Linked DNA regions of Homo sapiens: regions 1 and 2 are each linked to region 3. A link is a contact called in ENCODE Hi-C or POLR2A ChIA-PET data. All regions are on one chromosome and are shown on one strand. Each heading gives the region's core, a stretch centred on a gene start or an enhancer-like site at or near the end of the contact. The rest is flanking DNA. Distances are from core to core; before and after follow the strand shown. Region 1 holds the start of AUP1 (AUP1 lipid droplet regulating VLDL assembly factor). Region 2 has its middle 17 kb from the start of TPRKB. Region 3 has its middle 28 kb from the start of BOLA3.

Region 1 (2,700 bases), core at 54-2,553, 410 kb before region 3:
ATCGTGTTCTGCAGTGCAAAGGGACTTCCCATGGCAACAACAAACTCCCCTTGCCGGACATCAGCTGAGCGTCCCAGAGGCAGCGTGGGGAGAGGCTCCTAAGGGAGAATGGGTAAAAGAGACCTGTCATCTGAAGATGCGAGCAAATAAGCAGCTCCAACCAGACCTGGCCTACCCCAGCCCCCACCTTAGTCTGAATCCTCAGCGTTGCGATGTCTGCCACGGGATCCACAGCTGTGACCACGGCCTCATACGTGTCGCCGCTTAGCAGTCTCACACGGACTCTGCGCCGATCAGCCACCACATGGGCGTTGGTGACAATGAGCCCATCGGCAGCCACCACGAATCCTGAGCCGTTCGAGATAGGGACCTCGCGGCCCAAGAAAGGGTGCCTGAAATGGAGGGAAAGCACAGATAAGAGGAGGCTCTGACCCCTCCTACCCGCCCGCCCTCCAGCCTGTGGCTTCAGTGCCTCCCGGTCTACCCCCACCATTACCGGTCCAGGATCTCGATATAGACCACGGCAGGTGCTGTCTTCTCCACCACATCTGCGATGAAGTTGTACTGACTCCGGGGAGAAGCGGGCGGCGGGCTAGGGACGGCGGCGAGGACGGCCGGAGGACCCCGACCCCCGCCCCACAACAACAACAGCACTGCCCCCCCAGCGCCCAGCGCCACCGCCAGCCACGCGCGCGAACGGGTTCCAGAGTTCTCTGAGGCCTCCCGGGTCCTGGTATCTGGGGTCACCGCAGTCAGTTGTGCCCGGGGACCCGGGGTCCCAGACGTCAGGCATGCTCGGGGTTCAGTGACCCCAACAGACAACCGGGCCCAGAGACTGGGGGTCCCATAAGTCACTCGGGCCCGGGGGTCAGAAGTTCCTGACGTCAGCAGGGCCCGGAGGTCAGGGGTCAAACGGGGTCTCCTCCCCCAGCGAATGCCCCCCAAAGCCCGCCATGCCCGAAGGCTCCAGCCTGCACCCCGCCCCGCCCTCGGCGCAGCCATCAGCTCCGCCTTGGCTGCCTCCTCGCCCGCCCTACTCAGAGGCGGCACCCAGGACGCGAGCAGGCGGACAGTAGGACGCGGGGCACGCCGGTACCTGAAGTCCTTCAGAAGTGCACGCCGGGACCAGGATTCCGGGAGGCCGACTCCTCCCTGCCCCACGAATGCCGGGAATTGTGGTCTCCGCCGGACGCGAGTTGTGAGACGGCCCAAGGGGCCGCGGGGTATGCTGGGACCGCTAGCCCTTCCGGCGCGCCTCAGGACTTCGGGTCCCCTCACCCCGGGCGGATGCCCAAAGACTCCGCCTTCCCAAGAGCCCCTGCGGCCGGGCGCGAAAATGGCGGCGGCGGCGACGGCCGGGCGCTCCTGAAGCAGCAGTTATGGAGCTTCCCTCAGGGCCGGGGCCGGAGCGGCTCTTTGACTCGCACCGGTAAGAGACCCGGCGGGAAGAGACCGATCCCCGCGTGCTCTCGGCCTTCGGCGCCTGACCACTTCGCCTCTCGCCCCCAGGCTTCCGGGTGACTGCTTCCTACTGCTCGTGCTGCTGCTCTACGCGCCAGTCGGGTTCTGCCTCCTCGTCCTGCGCCTCTTTCTCGGGATCCACGTCTTCCTGGTCAGCTGCGCGCTGCCAGACAGCGTCCTTCGCAGGTTCCGACGCGGGCGTTCGGGGAGTGTCAGAGCTGGGTCTGGCCCGAGGCCACACAGTCACCACCTCCTGTGTCCCCAGATTCGTAGTGCGGACCATGTGTGCGGTGCTAGGGCTCGTGGCCCGGCAGGAGGACTCCGGACTCCGGGATCACAGTGTCAGGGTCCTCATTTCCAACCATGTGACACCTTTCGACCACAACATAGTCAATTTGCTTACCACCTGTAGCACCGTGAGTGAGAGCGAGGCCGAGAGCGCCACGGGGCGGTTCCCTGGGGCCCAGCTGAAGGCCCCCCTGTCCCCACTCGCGTTCCCCATGGAGGATACTGAGCCTTACCCCTAACCCCGATCCTCTACCCAACATGTCAGTTTTTTTTTTCATTTTCCTCAATATTTTTCTTCTTGCTTTCTCTTCTCCTGGTTCCCAGCCTCTACTCAATAGTCCCCCCAGCTTTGTGTGCTGGTCTCGGGGCTTCATGGAGATGAATGGGCGGGGGGAGTTGGTGGAGTCACTCAAGAGATTCTGTGCTTCCACGAGGCTTCCCCCCACTCCTCTGCTGCTATTCCCTGAGGAAGAGGCCACCAATGGCCGGGAGGGGCTCCTGCGCTTCAGGTGGGTTTAGCACAGGTATGGGGCGCCAGCTGGGTAGGTGGTCAAGCTTGTGGGCCCTTGAGTTTTTACAACTTTCTTCGGCCCTTAGACCCCATCATCTCCAGTTCATTTCCTTTCTGTCCACTTTAAGTTCTTTCTCCTGAATCCCTTCATTCTTCAATTATGTGCTTGTAGAGTTTGACAGTTGCCTGTTATAAGGCAGGTGTGAGCTGCTGACTAGGCTGGCTGGATTCCCATCCTACTTTCTCCTTCCTCTTCTAGTTCCTGGCCATTTTCTATCCAAGATGTGGTACAACCTCTTACCCTGCAAGTTCAGAGACCCCTGGTCTCTGTGGTGAGTGTGTGTTGAACAGGGAATCTCTGGGGCTTGAAGGGGAAATTTCCCATCCCTGGCCCTGGCTTAGGCCTCATCTCATGCCCTCCCCTCAGACGGTGTCAGATG
Region 2 (2,700 bases), core at 150-2,649, 370 kb after region 3:
TATTTGAATGGTATTTTCAAGGAAAGCTCTGAAGGTCTTGCAACACAGATTTCATCCACATATTGTAAAAGCGTTCCTTCTGTCAGCCAGATGTCCGTTAAGTTCCATGCCAAAAATTTCCCAAAGATTGTGGGGGAATTTTTAAATCCTTGAGATAACAGTACTGCTGATTGACCTGTGTCCCAGCCTCAGAGATTCAAATTCAAAGATCTCTTGTGTCTCCTTGTCTAATGCAAAATAAGGCATCTTTACAGTCCAAATCTGTAAACCAACCTAGTTCTCCTGACAAAGTGATCAGCAAGCTATAGGGGTTAGTTACCATAGGGTGTATGTCCTAGACTGTTTCATTACTGGCCCTAAGTCTTGTACAAACTGTAGTTGTCTTTTTTTTTTTTGAGACGAATCTCGCTCTGTCACCCAGCCTGGAGTGCAGTGGCACGATTTCGGCTCACTGCAAGCTCCGCCTCCCAGGTTCAAGCCATTCTCCTGCCTCAGCCTCCTGAGTAGCTGGGACTACAGGTGCCTGCCACCACGCCTGGCTAACTTTTTTGTATTTTTAGTAGAGATGGGGTTTACCATGTTAGCCAGGATGGTCTTGATCTCCTGACCTCGTGATCCGCCCGCCTCGGCCTCCCAAAGTGCTGGGATTACAGGCGTGAGCCACCACGCCCAGCCGAAACTGTAGTTGTCTTAATGGGACTTGCATGATGGTAAGATGTAGGGACCAGCCCCACAGGGTCAGTGGGTTTTTCTCCCCATGTGTGGAGACGAGAGATTGTAGAAATAAAGACACAAGACAAAGAGATAAAAGACAGCTGGGCCTGGGGGACCACTACCACCAAGATGCAGAGACCAGTAGTAGCCCCGAATGCCTGGCTGCACTGTTATTTATTGGATACAAGGCAAAAGGGGCAGGGTAAAGAGTGTGAGTCATCTCTAGTGATTGATAAGGTCACGTGAGTCACGTGTCCACTGGACAGGGGGCCCTTCCCTGCCTGGCAGCCGAGGCAGAGAGAGGGAGAGCGAGAGAGAGACAGCTTACGCCATTATTTCTGCATATCAGAGACTTTTAGTACTTTCATTAATTTTGCTACTGTTATCTAAAAGGCAGAGCCAGGTGTACAGGATGGAACTTGAAAGCAGACTAGGAGCGTGACCACTGAAGCACAGCATCACAGGGAGACAGGGTCAGGCCTCCGGATAACTGCGGGCGGGCCTGACTGATGTCAGGCCCTCCATAAGAGGTGGAGGAGTAGAATCTCCTCTAAACTCCCCCAGGGAAAGGGAGACTCCCTTTCCCGGTCTGCTAAGTAGCGGGTGTTTTTCCTTGACACTGATGCTACTGCTAGACCACGGTCTGCTTGGCAATGGGCGTCTTCCCAGACGCTGGCATTACCACTAGACCAAGGAGCCCTCTGGTGGCCCTGTCCGGGCATAACAGAAGGCTTGCACTCTTGTCTTCTGATCACTTCTCACTCACTATGTCCCTTCGGTTCCTATCTCTGTATGGCCTGGTTTTTCCTAGGTTATGATTATAGAGCGAGGATTATTACAGTATTGGAATAAAGAGTAATTGCTACAAACTAATGATTAATGATATTCATATATAATCATGTCTATGATTTAGATCTAGTATAACTCTTGTTGTTTTATATATTTTATTATACTGGAACAACTTGTGCCCTCGGTCTCTTGCCTCAGCACCTGGGTGGCTTGCTGCCCACCGTAGAACAGGAATGTTAAAGGGAGAATTACAGGACCAAATCAGTCCTTGTGCCAAAAAAGCCTTCCAAGAGTGGTTGAATACCCTTTCATGCCACTTCCTTTAATGGGTATTCTGTGTCTCTCTTTTAATTTTTATGGGTTTGGCTGTGACCACTCTCCCTGGCTTCCCTTGGGCCCAAACATCTCTCCTTACCTGTGTGAGAATTTCTTCTGGAATGTCCTGAACCTCTTCGTTTTCTGGTTGCAGCAGGAGTATTTGAAACCTGCAAACTTGTTCAGAAGGAATCATTATATCTAGGCATCTGGGGGGAAAGACAAGTTGAGCATACAATTTGGCAAGCAAATCCCAGCCCAGGAGGGGCACTGGGCATTAAGCATGTACAAGAAACTATGCCCTAGGCCGGTCTCTCGTAAATGGTAACCTGAAGATTGTAGAAAGGGATAATGGTGTCTCCCAATATCCGTGTAACAGTAATGGTTTTTCCCAAAGCTGGAGAGAGACAATTGTTAATTAATTAATATGTGGCACTGTGTCAAGTAAAAAGTCAATCATTCTGTTCCCCACTGTCAGTTGTATCTAGGAATCCTGTGGGGATATAGCCACTGGTTGCTCCAAGTCTAAGGGAGTCCCTGGGACACATCAGTCTTCATCTAAATATTATTCTCTCTCCTCATCTGATTTTGAGGGACACTGCACTTGCTAGCTGCTTTGGTCAATTTGGGACAGCCCTTTTTCCAGTGTCCCTCCTTCTTACAATAGGCATATTGGTTTTTTTTCTGAAGGGGGCGTGAGCCGCTCTTTGATTTCTTCCTTTTCCCCTAGGTTGGTAGTCAAGCACAGCTGCCAGTGAGTTACTTGTTGCTTCAATTTGCACTTTCCTGAGCCTCATCCTGAGCATAGTACACTTTAAAAGCTAAGTCCACTAAATGTGAGATTGGCAACCCAAGGATCCCATTTACCTTTTGCAGTTTTCT
Region 3 (2,700 bases), core at 59-2,558:
CCAGAAGTTTCCTTTCAATTTGCCACCACAGCTGACCCTGGTTTGCCTTCTCCTCAGAAATCTGAAAGACTATTATCAAGCACCTTATTGGCAGAGTGTAGTCCTCAGATGTCTCCAGGAGGCTCACACTCTGACTTGAAAGTTTTTATTACCAGCTGTGACATTTTTCTGATCATTGATTCAGTTGCCTTTACTATTCTCTCCAAGCATCTCCTATTGATTGCTATCACCTGTTGCCCAATCGCTACATATGTCTTCACTGATTCTCTCATTCTCACTATCCTCTTTCCCTCTATCTCTTGTATTTTCTGGAAGTTGTTGGAACTATTAGGATGGTAAAATTCCTGCAGCTCAGTGTCAAATTTCTTGAATTGATGAGTAATTCAATTCTCATTGAGTAGTCTGCCGTCTTCTGCCATTGGTGATGTTTTCGCAGCTTGGTGGTGTGCCTTTTTCAACATCGACTTTTAAAAACGTGTTTTTAAAACATATGGCATTTTCTCAAAATACTGATGTGCTCAGCAGCCTTTTTATAATCTCAATTGTCTTTTACTTGCCTCAAGTTGCTTCCATCAAGTCTCTGTCGGTGGTTGTGCCTTCTGGGCATCATGAAAGTGAGATTTCCTCTCCTGCTTTTGGTTTTGAACATGCCCTTGTAACTCCACGGTGATCTGAAAGTTCAAGACCTCAAAGAAGATAACTTAATGCTGCCTAGCGTGATCACTCATTTTGTTCACAGGGAGGGAAGGAGAGTTTTACGTAATGTATTCTTTCTCCTTCCAGTTCCTTTTAGGTTGGCATGTCTTTAAAAGATTCCTGAGTTGTTTTGTATAGCTGAGTTCAATCTCAGTCCTTTCCTTGGCAGATATGATGAATTTCTCAAGACTATCGATTTTCTAAGTTGTCAAACTGATCCCAGAGTTCTGGGTCCAGGCAGGCAAGTGGGTCCCACTCGGCCACGCCCTTGCCTCCTGAGCTCCTAGTGGCCGCCGCCCCGCTCCTTGGGCTCCTCAGCCGCTCCTCCTTCCGGTCCCTCCTCAACAAGATGGCCGGAAGAACCCGCGACGACGCCTGCAGGGCCGCCTGCCTTGGGTACTTGAACGTGTGAATAACCGGCCATTCGCGACTCCAGCGGCCCAGGCACACGTTCCCCCCGGGTAGGTGTGTGGAGCGGCCGGGGCGTAGCCACGGCACCAGCCCAGGAGGGAAAGACGGAGAGGTACGGACGTCGCCCGCCATCTCTCCGGAAGCTCCTGCCGGGCTGGGACCCCGGCGGAAAGTCTTGCCGAGAGGTCGCCCCCTGCCGCCGTGGAGGCCGTCGGCCAGAGCGACCGGAGGCGGAGTTTGCAGCCTGGCAAGGAGAATGGAGCGCTCCGGGGTTGGGCGGGCGGGGGAGCCGGGAGCCGGGCGCCTAGAATGGAGTTCCCCCGGGAGGAGCCCGAAGCAGCGTCCTTCCGGGAGCACCCAGGGAAGAACCTGGAGGTCCAACCTGTGGGCTCTTAAGAGAAGGGAGGCGGCCTATCGAAAGTCCTAGAGGCCCGAGGTAACAGGGCTTCAGGGGCCACTAGTACGTCTTTCCTGCTGACACCTCAGGCCTGTAACAGAAAACAGAAGCACCCAAGGAATGTCAAAAGGCCACAGGAATAAGTTTGAAGGGGCTGCCGTTGGTTGAATTTTGTATAATTTGACAAGTATTTAAAACATTCAATTAAAAAGAATCCATGGGTTCATATTACCACAACTACTACACTAATATTAATATAAAAGGAGAGAGAAGTAAAGATGCTTTTTCAAAACAGTAGAATGACAACCAATAAATATAGGAATTATAAAATTGGAAATCCACCATTTTGCAGCAATCGTGGTAATAATTGATTCAGCCAAGAATCACCAGTGGAAGCTGAAACTATTAGGTGAAAGACTGGGAATAGGTTATTCACACAGTCTTAAAGTAACACCTCCTGGATTACTTATTAATTATAAAGGGGAAATTTTTCAGGCAATGGAGACATTTGCTGGACATTGCCTTAGCCAAAAGTCAAACTTAGCATTTCCAGTAATAGGACAAACTGAGACTGTGTGCCTCCTGGTGTGAGGAACAGGAAGAACACACATCATCTGGGTAGTATTTCTAATAGGCTCAACCTGATTAATGAAGAAACAATCAGACAAATCAAAATTGAGGAACATTCTGCAAAGCAATTGACTTGAGTTCTTAAAAGATGGCAATATCTTTTTTTTTTTTTTTTTTGAGATAGAGTCTCACTCTGTCTCCCAGGCTGAAGTGCAGTGGTGCGATCTCGGCTCACTGCAACCTCCGCCTCCCCGGTTCAAGCAATTCTCCTGCCTCAGCCTCCGAAGTATCTGGGATTACAGGCACGTGACACCATACCCAGCTAATTTTTGGATTTTTAGTAGAGCCAGGGTTTCACTATGTTGGCCAGGGTGGTCTCAAACTCCTGACCTCAAGTGATCCCGCCTCAGCCTCCCAAAGTGCTGGGATTACAGGCGTGAGCCACCGCACCCAGCCAAAAGTTGGCAATATTGTGAAAGAACAAAGTGATAGGGCAGCAGTCTGCAGATCAAAGAAGGGTCAAGAAACTACAACTTACATGCATGGTGTGATTCTGGACTGGATCTTGGTTTGAGTCTTGGTTTAGGAGGAAAACACAATTATAAGAGACATTATTGCAAAAGTTG

What was found. A loop is a pair of places that touch in the nucleus more often than their neighbours do. ChIA-PET counts read pairs that join two places held with the same protein, here RNA polymerase II (POLR2A). Pooled maps may share reads with other maps.
Region 1: a loop to region 3 is called in a pooled map, with 7 times the contacts of the local background. The contact joins the promoter of AUP1 here to the enhancer-like site in region 3. A Hi-C loop is called at or near these places in 6 of 50 pooled maps. POLR2A ChIA-PET finds 5 or more read pairs at or near these places in 2 of 52 experiments (HepG2 and MCF 10A).
Region 2: a loop to region 3 is called in a pooled map, with 2.5 times the contacts of the local background. The contact joins two enhancer-like sites. A Hi-C loop is called at or near these places in 2 of 50 pooled maps. POLR2A ChIA-PET finds 5 or more read pairs at or near these places in 3 of 52 experiments (GM10248, Panc1 and activated CD8-positive, alpha-beta memory T cell).

The regions. Positions count from the first base shown.
Region 1 is chr2:74,528,309-74,531,008 of GRCh38, reverse strand. It overlaps AUP1 (AUP1 lipid droplet regulating VLDL assembly factor), which reads left to right and starts at 1,303. Exons shown (of 12, transcript NM_181575.5): 1 at 1,303-1,429; 2 at 1,510-1,647; 3 at 1,727-1,877; 4 at 2,074-2,258; 5 at 2,520-2,592; 6 at 2,688-2,700. The coding sequence starts at 1,380. HTRA2 (HtrA serine peptidase 2) reads right to left here and starts at 1,076. Exons shown (of 8, transcript NM_013247.5): 1 at 497-1,076; 2 at 188-392; 3 at 1-98. The coding sequence starts at 1,002. RefSeq lists enhancers at 1-179, 190-269, 300-369, 390-519, 975-1,857 and 1 more and a silencer at 910-999.
Region 2 is chr2:73,752,775-73,755,474 of GRCh38, reverse strand. No RefSeq gene overlaps it. Among named protein-coding and RNA genes, the nearest start is that of TPRKB, 17 kb to the right of the region's middle. RefSeq lists a silencer at 1,294-1,477. Within about 2 kb of position 1,399, at least 2 of the 41 ENCODE cell types and tissues checked have a DNase peak (open chromatin) inside an H3K27ac peak, as active enhancers do.
Region 3 is chr2:74,118,904-74,121,603 of GRCh38, reverse strand. It overlaps a transcript of TET3 not described here and the pseudogene FNBP1P1. Among named protein-coding and RNA genes, the nearest start is that of BOLA3, 28 kb to the left of the region's middle. RefSeq lists an enhancer at 975-1,334. Within about 2 kb of position 1,308, at least 35 of the 41 ENCODE cell types and tissues checked have a DNase peak (open chromatin) inside an H3K27ac peak, as active enhancers do.